Linked DNA regions of Homo sapiens: region 2 is linked to region 1. Evidence: chromatin contacts called from ENCODE Hi-C or POLR2A ChIA-PET data. All regions are on one chromosome and are shown on one strand. Each heading gives the region's core, a stretch centred on a gene start or an enhancer-like site at or near the end of the contact. The rest is flanking DNA. Distances are from core to core; before and after follow the strand shown. Region 1 holds the start of TSR2 (TSR2 ribosome maturation factor). Region 2 holds the start of FGD1 (FYVE, RhoGEF and PH domain containing 1).

Evidence for each region. A loop is a pair of places that touch in the nucleus more often than their neighbours do. ChIA-PET counts read pairs that join two places held with the same protein, here RNA polymerase II (POLR2A). Pooled maps may share reads with other maps.
Region 2: a loop to region 1 is called in a map of ascending aorta, with 8 times the contacts of the local background. The contact joins the promoter of FGD1 here to the promoter of TSR2 in region 1. A Hi-C loop is called at or near these places in 6 of 168 maps with a recorded cell type or tissue (HepG2, ascending aorta, endothelial cell of umbilical vein and 2 more) and 16 of 50 pooled maps. POLR2A ChIA-PET finds 5 or more read pairs at or near these places in 8 of 52 experiments (BJ, GM10248, HEK293 and 5 more).

The regions. Positions count from the first base shown.
Region 1 is chrX:54,435,891-54,442,434 of GRCh38, forward strand. TSR2 (TSR2 ribosome maturation factor) reads left to right here and starts at 4,514. Exons shown (of 5, transcript NM_058163.3): 1 at 4,514-4,612; 2 at 4,800-4,890. The coding sequence starts at 4,532. RefSeq lists an enhancer at 4,232-4,281.
Region 2 is chrX:54,493,931-54,500,474 of GRCh38, forward strand. FGD1 (FYVE, RhoGEF and PH domain containing 1) reads right to left here and starts at 2,304. Exons shown (of 18, transcript NM_004463.3): 1 at 1,196-2,304. The coding sequence starts at 1,502. RefSeq lists a silencer at 2,367-2,416.

The DNA.
Region 1 (6,544 bases), core at 3,264-5,763:
CTAATAATGAGTTGTGAAATTGAAACTTTTCTAAAATACTAATAATAAAAAATTTTACTCAACTGAATTGAAATCAATTGAATTCTTTGTGTTCTCTCTAGAAAATATAAAATACTTGTCATATGAAGAGTTCTATAAACTCTTTGATATCAAAAAATGTAGAAAAATTAGTAGAGAGGTGAGTCATGTAATTAATAAGAATATTTTATTTTGGCAGGGCGTGGTGGCTCATGCCTGTAATCCCAGCACTTTGGGATGCTGAGGCAGGCGGCTCACCTGAGGTCAGGAGTTTGAGACCAGCCTGGCCAACATGGTGAAACCTTGCATCTACAAAACAAAAACAAAACAACAAAGTAATATTTTATTTTTCTGGGTTAGAAGATGTTTGTGACATTTGTCAGTTTTTAAAAATTTGTAATTTGTAAATTAGATTTCTAATTTTAAGGAAATACTTTCATCAATAAATCAACAAATAAGTAAAGTGTACAATTCAATGGCTTTTAGTATAGTTTCTTCTGATTTGCTCCTTGGCTTTCTCCTTAGCTTTCTCACTGTGTGTTCACATAGTTGTCCCTGTGTGTACACCTCTCTGGTGTCCCTCTTTGCCTGTGTCCTCATCTCCTCTTATTATTATATTTTGTTGTTTTTTGTTTTTGAGACAGGGCTTGTTCTGTCACTCATGCTGGAGTGCAGTGGTACAATCATGGCTCACGGCAGCCTCAACCTCCTGGACTCAAGTGATCCTCCCTCCTCAGTCTCCTGAGTAGCTGGGACTACAGCCATCACACTCAGCTAATTAAAAAAAAAATTTTTTTGTAGAGATGGGGGGTCTTGCTTTGTTGCCCAGGATGGTCTCGAACTCCTGGCCTCAAGTGATCTGAGCCATTGCACCGAGTTCTAATCTCCCCTTCTTTATAAGGACATCAGTCATAACGGATTAGGGCCCACCCATGCAACCTCATTTTATCTTAATTACCTTTTTAAAGGCTCTATCTCCCAATACAGTCACATTCTGAGGTACTGGGGGTTAGGGTTTCTACATATGAATTTGGGGGGTGGTGGATACAATTTAGCTCATAACAGCAACCATTACCTCGTCTAATTTTTAGAACATTTTCGACACCCCCAAAAGTAGCCCTGAAGCCATTTAGAAGTCACACTCTATTCTTTCCCCATCCAAGCCCTGGGCAACCATTCATGTATTTTCTGTCTCTATAGATTTACCTATTCTGTATATTTCATATAAATGGTATCATACAATATGTGGTCTTTTTTGACTGGTCGGTAATTATACGTCCTCTTTCGTTCCTGATTTCAGTAATTTGAGTCTTCTTTCTTTTATTTCTTCCTCAGTCTAGCTAAGGGTTTGTAAATTTTGTTGATCTTTTCAAATAACTGACTTGGCCAGTTGCATTTGCTCACACCTGTAATCCCAGCATTTTGAGAGGCGAGGCAGGTGGATCGCTTGAAACCAGGAGTTCAAGACCAGCCTGGGCAACAAAGTGAGACACCCCCTCCCAACACACACACACACACACACACACACACACACACACACACACACAACCACACACACACACACACACACACACTAGCCAGGCATGGTGGCCTATTCCTGTAGTCCCAGCTAATCAGGAGGCAGAGGCAGGAGGATCCTTTGAGCCCAGGAGTTTGAGGCTGCAGTGAGCAATGTTTGTGCCACTGCATTCCAGCCTGGGCAACAAAAAAAGACTTCATCTCTGAAAAAAAAATAACCGCCCAGGTCCGGTGGCTCACGCCTGTAATCCAAACACTTGGGAAGGCTGAGGTGGGCAGCTCACTTGAGGTCAGGAGTTCAAGACCAGCCTGGCCAACATGGTGAAACCCTGTCTCTACTAAAAATACAAAAATTAACGGGGCATGGTGGCATATGCCTGTAATCCCAGCTACTCTGGAGGCTGAGGCAGGAGACTCCTTTGAACCTGGGAGGCAGAGGTTGTAGTGAGCTGAGATTGCACCACTGCACTTCAGCCTGGGTGACAGCACCAGACTCCATCTCAAAACAAACAAACAAACAAACAAAAAACAACAACTGACTTTTGGCTTCACTGTTTTTTCTTTTCTCTATTGTTTTTCAATTCTCTATTTCATTTATTTCTGTTCTATTATTTATTATTTCCTTTCTTATGCTTGCCTTGGGATTACTTTGCTCTTCTTTTTCTGGTTTTGTGAAGTGGAAGTGTAGGTTATTAATTTGATATCATTCTTTCATTTTTTATTTTTTTGAGACAGGGTCTTGCTCTGTCCCCCATGCTGGAGTGCAGTGGCACAATCACGGCTCACTGCAGCCTTGAGCTCCCAGGCTCAAGCAATCCTCCCACCTCAGCCTCCTGAGTGGCTGGTACTACACGCATATGCCACTATGCCCATCTAATTTTGTTTGTTCGTTTGTTTGTTTGAGACAGAGTCTCACTGTGTCGCCCAGGCTGGAGTGCAGTGGAGTGATCTCAGCTCACTGCAACCTCTGCCTACCGGGTTCAAGCGATTCTCGTGCTTCAGCCTCCCAAGTAGCTGGGATTACAGGTGTGTGTCACCATGCCTGGCTAACTTTTGCATTTTTAGTAGAGACAGGGTTTGTTCATATTGACCATGCTGGTCTCAAACTCCTGACCTCAGGTGATCTGCCCACCCAAAGTGCGGGAATTATAGGTGTGAGCCACCATGCCTGGCCTAGTTTTCAAATTTATTTATTTATTTAGTTTGAGACAGAGTCTCACTCTGTTTCCCAGGCTGGAGTGCAATGGCACCATCTCGGCTCACTGTAACCTCCGCCTCCCGGGTTCAAGCCATTCTCCTGCCTCAGCCTCCCAAGTAGCTGGGATTACAGGTGCTTGCCACCAGACCTGGCTAATTTTTGTATTTTTAGTAGAGACGGGGTTTCACCATCTTGGCCAGGCTGGTCTCGAACTCCTGACCTCAAGTGATCTGCCTGCCTTGGCCTCCCAAAGTGCTGTGATTACAAGCGTGAGCCACCACACCTGGCCTAATTTTTAAAATTGTTTTTAGAGATGGGGTCTCACTATGTTGCCCAGGCTGGTCTTGAACTCCTGAGCTCAAGCCATCCTCCCGCATCAACCTCCCAAAGTGCTATGATTACAGGCATGAGCCACCATGTCCGGCTCTTCTTTTTAGATATGCATGTTTACAGCTAAAGATTTCCCTCTAAGTTTTGCTTTAGCTGCATCTCATGCATTTTTTTATGTTTTTGTTTTCATTCATTTAAAAGTGTTTTCTAATTTGCTTTGTGATTTTTTTCTTTGACCCATTTATTGCTTAGGAGTGTGTTAATTTCCATATATTTGTGAATTTTGTAAGTTTCTTTTTACTGATTTTTAACTTCTTTCCATTGTGGTCAGACAACATACTTTGTATGTTCAATCCTGTTAAATCTATGGAGGCCTACTGTATGGCCTAGTGTATGATCTGTTCTGGAGAATGTTCTTGTGTACTTCAGAAAAACATGTACAGTTATCCCTGGGTATCCGTGGGAGACTGGTTCCACGACCTCCGGAGGATACCAAAATTCATAGATGCTCAAGTCCCTGATATAAAATGGCATAGTATTTGCGTATAACCTATGAATATTCTACTGTATACTTTAAATCATTTCCAGATGTGACTCACGCCTATAATCCCAGCAATTTGGGAGGCTGAGGCAAGTGGATTAAACCCAGGAGTTCGAGACCAGCCTGGGCAACATGGCGAAACCCTGTCTCTACTAAAAACACAAAAATTAGCTGGGAGTGGTGGTGGGCACCTGTAATCTCAGGTACTCGGGAGGCTGAGGCACGAGAATTGCTTGAAACCAGGAGACGGAGGTTGCAGTCAGCCGAGATGGCGCCACTGCACTCCAGCCTGGGCCACAGAGTGACACTCGGTCTCAAAAAAATAGATAAATAAATAATTTCCAGGTTACTTATAATGCCTAATAAAGTGTAAATGCTATGTATATAGCTGTTATACTGTACTGTTTAGGAGAATAATGTCAAGAAAAAAAGTATACACATGTTCAATGCAGATGCAATTTTTTCCTGAATATTTTCCATCTGAGGTTAGTTGAATTCACGGACGTGGACTGCCCCCCATAGGGAGAGCTGATTGTATTTTACTGTTGTTGGTTGCAGTATTCTATACAGATGTTAGGATGCTTTTTTTAAATGCAGATTTTTAAGGCTATACTCACTGAGTCCTCTGCCCCAGGGCCTGGAATCTGTATCTGTAATAAGTTCCCCACATATTTCCTCCGCAGTACCCACGGATCCGGAAACCATGGCCCCACACGTCCTTCAGGTCTGGTGTCCTTTGATTTAAGTGAGTAACTCTGGTGGTGTCATCGATCGCTCTGACAGATTTTTCTTTTGCTCTAGTCTTGCTGCCAGGTCTGCGGAAAAGAGAATCCTGTGTTCTCAGGCTCGGCTTGCGTCTCGTTCTGCCTGGGCCGAGCTACAGAGGGATTGGGCCGCCGGGACGTCACGTGGACTGGGGCCGGATAATGGCGGGCGCTGCAGAAGATGCGCGAGCTCTTTTCCGGGCTGGGGTCTGCGCGGCCCTGGAGGCCTGGCCGGCCTTGCAGGTCAGTGGGGCCAGGGCCAGGGCAAGGTCAAGGTTAGGGCCCGGGGCAGAACAGGAGTTGGTTGGGCTAGGTGCCTGAGGCTTGGCTAGGCGGCATAAGAGGAGTTGGCTGGGCGGCGTAAGCGGCCTCCAGGCTACTCCAGGTCTGCTCCCAAGCTGACTTGGTGGGCTTGGACCTGTGTTTACAGATCGCTGTGGAGAATGGCTTCGGGGGTGTGCACAGCCAGGAGAAGGCCAAGTGGCTGGGGGGTGCAGTGGAGGATTACTTCATGCGCAATGGTGAGTGAATGTGAGGCGCCGCGACCCGCCTGTGTGGGGGTGTGGAGAGGAGGAGCCCCATCCCGCAGAGCCTGCATTTCCTCTCGAGCAGTTGTGGATTGGTACCTAAAGGTGAGGTGGAATGAATTCAGCTTTTAGAATCAGAATCCTGGATTCCAGTGCTTTACGGGCTGTACCACTGACTCGTGGGATTACTCTGGACAAGGCAGTTTACCTCCCTGAGACTCAGTTTCCTAGTTTCTAAAATGCGTATAAAAGTATCCACCAGAGCGCTGTACAGTAGAAATATTATGCTAGTCACATATAATTTAAAATTTTTTAGTAGCCACTTTAATAAAGCAAAAAGCAGATGAAATCAATGTTAGTAAACTCGGTGTGTATGAAATATTTCAACATGTAGTCAGTATAAAACATTGAGATATTTTACATTTTTTAGTATTAAGTTTTCAAAATCTGGTATTTTACAGTTTTAGCACATTTCGATTTGGCCTAGCCATATTTCAAGTGCTCAGTAACCACCTGTGGCTGTTTGGACAGCAAAGATCTACACTGTAGGCTCGTCTTGAGGGATATACAAGAACAAGAGGCCCAGTAGAGGGCCTGTTGCATAGTATGGTTTTTAAAAAAATCTTCATTCAATTTCTAGCTTTGGAGATGACATTAGGCAGAGTCATCTCTCTCAAGAAAGTATACTATCCATTGAGGATCCACACACGTAAATAGTTACAACATTGATAGATTTTCTGATAAAGAGGAGCTCAGGGTGCATGGGGTAACAGGATGGGGAGACAGCTTCTTAGTGGAGGTGGTGAATTGGGCTGGGTCTTAGTGAGAAGGAGTTAACTAGGTGGGGGAAGCAGAGAGAGCAACACTCAAGTTCTGTGGCATGAGGGTATAATGTGTTATATTTGGAAAGTAGCAGGGAGCTCAGTATTGGAGTATGGGCGTGTGTGCGTGGGGGGTGGAGGAGTGGTAGAGAATGAAGCTGGGGTGTGGGAAGCCCCCTTGAAAAGCATAAGACATGGAAGCCCTTATGTGCCTTTGATTTTATCATTTAGGCCAGTGTTTGCCAAAATTCATGCTAACTAGTTCTGTTAGATGTTCAGTGAAGAAGCTTCTCCAGTTACCTTATGTAAGAAAAACTCTTGTTCTGCTCCCACTGAAAAGTCTTAACACTCATGAACATATTAAAGGCTTGGGTAAGAATAAGAACCACTAAAAAACCTGTTTGCTTTTGTTTCTCATTAGCTTTCTATGGATAGTGTCCCTTAAGACCCAGCAGAACAGATATTTCTCAAAGGCAAACTGTGAAACACTGCAGTGGCTGGTAAAAATTCGTGGGCAGGTTCTAGGGTGAGAAATAGGATGGGATTTGCTGGCTAGAAAGTTCAGGAAATAATCAGTATGAAGCATAACCTGGAGAGGGAAAGACTGATGAGAACGCTGTTTTTGTCTAGAAACTGATGAGGCCTGAAGTAGGACAGTGGCAACAGGCATGGAAAAGAAGGGGTGGAATAGGGCCTTGGAGATTGGTTGGCTGTAGACAGGGAGGGAAAAAGAGGCAAGTTCCTGGTTTGAGTTGATGGGTGGATTAGGTGTCTTTTCTCGGAGTAGAGGAACCCTGGAGGATGCGAAGCAGGTTTAAAGAGTAAGG
Region 2 (6,544 bases), core at 1,054-3,553, 56 kb after region 1:
CCCCAAGGGCTTAACAACTCCTTCAGTCCCAGTGGAAGGCAGGGCAGATGTGCGCTGCTCTTCTTCTGTGGCTCCTGGGCTCAGGCCCGTATGAGAATGTCCCCAGATGGGGAAGGTCCTGCTGTGCTCCTCAGACACTCAGGTCTGTGTAGCACAAAGGCAGTGGTCTGTGGCCTCAGCCTGACTTAAAGCTGCTCCACCTTTTCAAATCCAAGAAACCATCCTGATTTCACATCACAACCAACCTCGTGGACCTGCAGCTCTCCAGCTCCTGCTACAACTGGCTTCTGCCTCTGTTGGCTTTTCTGCTGTCTCCCTACCTATCAGCCCCTCCAGCCTTCTCCTCTAGCCTGACTCCCAAGGCCCACCTCTTCCACCTTTCTCTCTCAGCACCTTCTACTCCTTCCTTCCCTTGTTCTCCCGCCACACACACCTGGCAAAATCTCAACCTTGGATCAATCCACCGTCTTTCTTTTTTTTTTTTTTTTTTTTTTTTTCCGCTCATACTCCAGGGCTGCTGAATAGTACAGGAGAAAATCACATAAGCAGAAGGCTTGGCATTACTTTCATGGTCTCCAGCCTCAGTTTGGGGAAGCAGAAAGACCACAGACTTTGGACACAAACAGATCTGGTTTGAATCGTGGCTCCATACTAGCTGTGTGACCTTGGGCAAGTTGCTTAACTTCTCTGAGCTTCAGTTTCCTTCCCTACAAAATGGGACTAATGGTATCTACTTCATGAGGGTTCCTGAAGCTGAAATGAAAATCCATGTAAAGCACCCAGTCCAGTGCCTGGTACAATGTAGGCGCTTGGCAAATGTAAGGCTCCTTTTTTTCTTCTGTTCTCCAAACGAAACCCTGGTTTCCCCAACCAAATATCCAAGGATTGCTGCCTTGCAATCCTCCCTCTTTTTCTCGCGAGTGCTCCCTCTCCCATTAGCCTCAGCAGACAGAGGAGAAGGGGGTTGGAGAGGTTGAGGGGCACAAGGGACAGAGAGAGGAGATGGGGACAGAGGTTGAAAGGACTGGACATAAGGCCAAGGGACGTGGGGAGGAGGAGGGGTTTGAGGGAACCCAAAGGGCCGAGGTAAGCGAGCCTGTTCCGAGGTGGGGCTTAGAGGGCTCGAGAACAAGAACCCGCTCCCAGTACCAGGCCCGTGGCCCGGGCTCCCATGCTCTCTCAGTCGCTCACTCACCAGGCCGAGGCTGCGAGCCCTCCAGGTGGTAAGAGAAGCGCAGGGCCCGGTGGTGCTGTGGACTGGGACCGCAGGGCAAGACCCGGTGGCCTGGAGCAGCGCCCAGGCTGGTGTCCGAGGGTCCGACAAACTGGGGATCCAGTGGGCCGCCAAGAGCCGAACCTGAGCCCCTGCGCGCCAGCAGTCCGGGTTCCGAGGCTCCAGGGTCCGAGTCGGCACAGGCCGGCGGAGCGGCGCCCGGCGGGTTCGTGGCCGGGTGTTCGGGCTCCGAAGGCCCGGCGCCCCCCGGGGCTCGGTGGCCATGCATGGTCCGGGCCTGGGCGCGGGGCCCGAGCTCCCCGCTTGGCTCCAGCTCCTGGGGCGGAGGCGCGGGCGGAGGAGGCCCGGCGCCCGGCGGAGCAGCGGCCTCAGGATCGGGGGGCGGGACTGCGGGCTCAGCCCCACTGCAGAGACTCAAGCCCCCAGCCCGGGCCCGGGCCAGCAGCCGTGGCAGCGGTGGCAGTAGCAGCAGCAGCAGCCGCGGCCACCGCCGCTGCCGTGCCAGGCATCGCCGGCCCCGGCCCCGGCCCCGCGCGGGGAGTGGGCTCGGCGGGGCCGGGGGCCCGCTGGGGAGCGCTGTCTATGCGGCTGCGGTTGGGCGAGGGTTGGAGGGCTACGCTCGGCGGGGACTCTCCGGTGGACGGCGAGCCACTTCCGTGGCCCCGGGGCGAGAAGTCGGTCGGATCCAAGTGCGGGGTCTCTTCTTTCTCCCCGAATGGGAATAGATCTGGGCTCTCCTGGCTGGTTGGGAAGCGTTCTTCCTCCCGCCGCAGCCGAGGCCGGGGGCGGAGGAGAGGGGAGGGGAGAGGAGGGGAGGGAAGAGAGAACGGCGGTGGCCGGGGGCGCGCGTGTGCGCTGCGCTTGGGCTGCGGGGCTCGCCTTCAGCCAGTAGTCCCAGACGATGCTCCAGCCGCGGGGGCAGGAGAACGGCCTGGGCCGGGCTCCACCGTCCTCCCCAGCTTCAGCCTGGGTCTCGGCGGCGGCGGGCGGGAAGGAGCCCTGGGAAGGGGGGTGGGGAGGCGGGAGCCTCGCAGAGGCAGCCGCAGCCACAGCGGCACTGGGACCCAGTTACCGGGGCCCCGCCCCCTCGCCCGGGATTTGCGCCTGACCACGCCCCCTCGCTCGGGGCCGCCTCACTTCTCGCTGCTACCGCTCTCAAGGCCCTCCTGCCCCTTAAAAAATTCCCCCTCAGCCTGCTTTCCCCACAGGCAAGTCTCCGGGCTCAACCCCCTCCCCCCATATCTGCCCTTCCATCCCATCTCAGGTCTTCCCCCCTCTGCTTGCCGTTCACTCTCTTTTCCAAAACCCTTTCTTCATGTTCCTGAGTGTTCCTAGGGCTTGGCTCATAGAGGACCTGTCTCTGATTCTCCTTCACTTTGCTCAGACCAGATATCTTGGTCCCTTACTTAGTCACTTTCTTAAATACCCTCAGTTCCCTGATTTGTCGCATCCGCCTGGCAACATCCCAGTCTTGAATCGGTCCAACTGTCCGCCTTTTCCATGCCTGCGCCCAGGCAGCTAAACATTGCTGGGGAAAACTATTCAACTTCACAGATTTGTGCCACTATAAACCCATGGTTCCCAGCTTCTACCAGGCCCTCAGTTTTGACCCACAACCCTACTAGTCAGCTCTCCCTCTGTTCTCCACAGTGACCATTTCAAACCTTCTCCTTTCCCCTCAAACCCCAAGTGCTCCATCTGCCCTGTAACCCTCAGCAAATAACCTGACCTGCTGCAGAGAGTAAACAGAGCCACCGTAGAGGAAGCTCTTGACTTTTTGCTACGAAGCCTAGGAATTTGTCCTTGCTCCTTCCCAACAGCATCTAAACATAGACCTCTTCCATCTAAAAACAAATAAACAATTACCAAGAATTCTGCCTCTCCAACCACCTCCTTCTCTTCTCTTCTACAAACTTCTCAAAAGAGTTGCCTACACCCAACTGTCTTCATTTTCCCACCTCCCACTTATCTTTCAACCCACTCCAATCTGCCTCCACTACTTGCTTGAAACTGCTCTCTCTCATCAGGGTCTGCCATGAAACATCTCACTAAATCCCATAGAATCTTTTCTTTTTTTTTTTTTTTGAGACAAGAGTCTCACTCTGTCGCCCAGGCTGGAATGCAGCGGCACGATCTCGGCTCACTACAATCTCCGCCTCCTGGGTTCAAGCGATTCTTCTGCCTCAGCCTCCCGAGTAGCTACGCCCAGCTATTTTTTTGTATTTTTAGTAGAGACGGGGTTTCACCATACTGGCCAGGCTTGTCTCGAACTTCTAACCTTGTAATTCGCCGGCCTCTGTCTCCCAAAGTGCTGGGATTACAGGCGTCAGCCACCGCGCCCAGCCCCCATAGAATCTTTTCAGAGGTTATCCTACTTGGTTTCTTGATAGCATTTGGCACTGTTGACCACTCCCTCCTCCTTAAACCACTTCCATGACACTGCACTTTCCTTGTTTTTCTTCTACTTCCTTAGTAATTCTTTTTTTACTTTCCAGGCTCCTCTTTGTCCAACGCTTTATGCTGGTGCTCTTCAGGGCTTTGGCCTGAGCGCTCTTGTCCTCTCTCTACATGTGATTTTTTTTTCTTTCTTTCTTTCTGAGACAGAGTCTTGCTCTGTCGCCTAGGCTGGAGTGCAGTGGCGCGATCTAGGCTCACTGCAACTTCCGCCTACCGGGTTCAAGCTATTCTTCTGCCTCAGCCTCCCAAGTAGCTGGCATTACAGGCATGCACCACCAAGCCCGAATAATTTTTGTATTTTTAGTAGAGACGGGGTTTTGCCATATTGGCCAGGCAGGTCTCCAACTACTGACCTCAAGTGATCCACTTGAGGAAAGAGAAGCCTCGGATTACAGGCCGCTCTTTTCTTTATCTCATTTGCTCCCCTGGCTTCAATGATCATATCTTTGCTGATGACTCCCAAATTGATACCTCAAAACCAGATATTTCTCCTGACCCATGCATTCAACTGGTTATTAGGCAGCTCTACCTGAATATCCCAGAGACACCTAAAACCTCAGCTTCTTCCCAACTCAAGGCATCCTCCTTCCAACCTGTTTGTCCTTCTTTGTGTCTTACCTTAGTGAATGACCCCAGTCAAAGCAGAAACCCGGGTTACACCCTTAATTCTTTTCTCTCCTCCATCACCCATGCAGTCACCAAGTCCCATCATTTTGACCTCCTACCAAATCTATTTATGTAGTCTCTACATTTCTGGGGCCACTACCCTGGTTTAGACCAGAACCATTTCTAACCTGCAATACTGTCACAGCCTCCCTATTTCAGTCTTGTTCTCTGGAATCTATTCTCTACACTATAGGCAGTGTATATCTTTTGAAAACATAAATAAGGCCGGGTGCGGTGGCTCACACCTGTAATACCAGCACTTTGGTAAGCCGAGGTGGGTGGATCACTTCAGGTCAGGAGTTCGAGATCAGCCTGGCCAAAATGGTGAAACCCCATCTCTACCAAAAATACAAAAATTAGCCGGGCATGGGGGCGGATGCCTGTAATCCCAGCTACTTGGGAGGCTGAGGCAGAGAATTGCTTGAACCCGGGAGGCGGAGGTTGCAGTGAGCCAAGATCATGCTGCTTCCAGCCTGGGCGACAGAGCGAGACTCGTCTCAAAAAAAAAAAAAAAAAAAAAAATATATATATATATATATATAATTAAATAAAAGTTAAATCAAATTATATCACTCCCATGTTTAGGACCCTTCAGTGAGTCTCTACTGGCTCAAAATGAAACCCACCTTCCTTAACAGGAAAGGTTAAATGGCCCTTCATGATCTGTGCCCCTGCCAGCCTTTCCGTGCTGAAATTCTTAGACTATTCCTTAGTCTCTCTAGCCTCCAAGTTTTTGCATATGCTGTTCTCGCTGAGTGAAACTTTCTCTGCATCTCCCCAATTCCACTTCATTTGTTCTTCAGATCTCAGCTCATTCAACGAATGTCTTTTGAACACAAACTATGGGCCAGGCACCATGTGATGCACTAGCTATGCAGCAGTGAATAAGACAGACATGAACAAGACAATGGTGAAAAAACTGTCCTCAGAGTTCATTGGCTGGTACTGGAGAGGATGTGAAATAAACACATAATTACAACACATAAACACACATAATTACAAATTGTGATAAGGTTATAAAGGGACAGAACAGGGTGATAGGAAAGAGAATAACGGGTATGTGTGTGTGGGGGGGTGTGATTTAGCCTGAGGGGTCAGGCAAGGGCTGCTATTTAAGCTGAGCCCTGAAGGAGTGGGAGTTGGCAGATGAGTGGACACAAAAGTGCTCCAGGCAAAGGATACAGCAAGTAGGAAGGCCCTGGGGAGAAAGAGAAATGGCCTATTTAGGAGCTATAGAAGGCTAATATGGCTAAAGCATAGTGCTTGGAAGGCAAGAGGGGTGGGATATGAGATTCAAAAGGTAGGCAGGAGCTAGATTATGCAGGGCTTTTTAGGCCATGTTAAGAAGAATGGGTTTTATTCTACAAGCAATGAAAAGGTATTGAAGCAGTGCTTTTAAATGTGGGTCAAACTGGAGAAGGTACTGAAATCAATTTAAGAATAGAAAATATAAGAATGGGCTGGGCATGGTGGCTCACGCCTGTAATCCCAGCACTTTGGGAGGCCGAGGTGGGTGGATCACCTGAGGTCAGGAGTTTGAGGCCAGCCTGACCAATATGGTGAAATCCCGTCTACTAAAAATACAAAAATTAGCCGAGTGTGGTGGAGCGTGCCTGTAATCCCAGCTACTCGAGTGGCTGAGGCAGGAGAATGGCTTGAACCCGGGAGATGGAGGTTGCAGTGAGGCGAGATCGTGCTACTGCACTCCAGCCTGGGCGACAGAGCAAGACTCCATCTCACATACACAACAAATAAATAAATTAATTAATAAAAAGAGTGTATCATAGGATCATGTAGGAAGGGTAAATATGTTTCATGAAATGCTTCAGTTTGTATCGTATGTGAACTGGATCCCGAGGAAATAGTATCTCTTTTGCAGATACCTCACATCCCCAAAATGCTGAAATACACATTGAAAGGTTTTAAGCTTGAGATTCACAGGGTATATTTAACGTTTTACAAAGATGACTTTGGTTGCTCTAGATTGAATTGCAGGTGGACAAGATTAGGAACCTACTGCGGCCAGAGATGATGGTGAGCTGACTAAGGAGGTGGCAGTGGAGATGGAGAGAGGCAGACTGATTTGAGAGATATTTAGAATTGAGAAGGCTTGGTGTGAAAGCTTGGGAGAAGGAGGGGGAGGGGGGAATCAAGGGATTCCATTCCAATCAAGGGGGGAACTCCAAG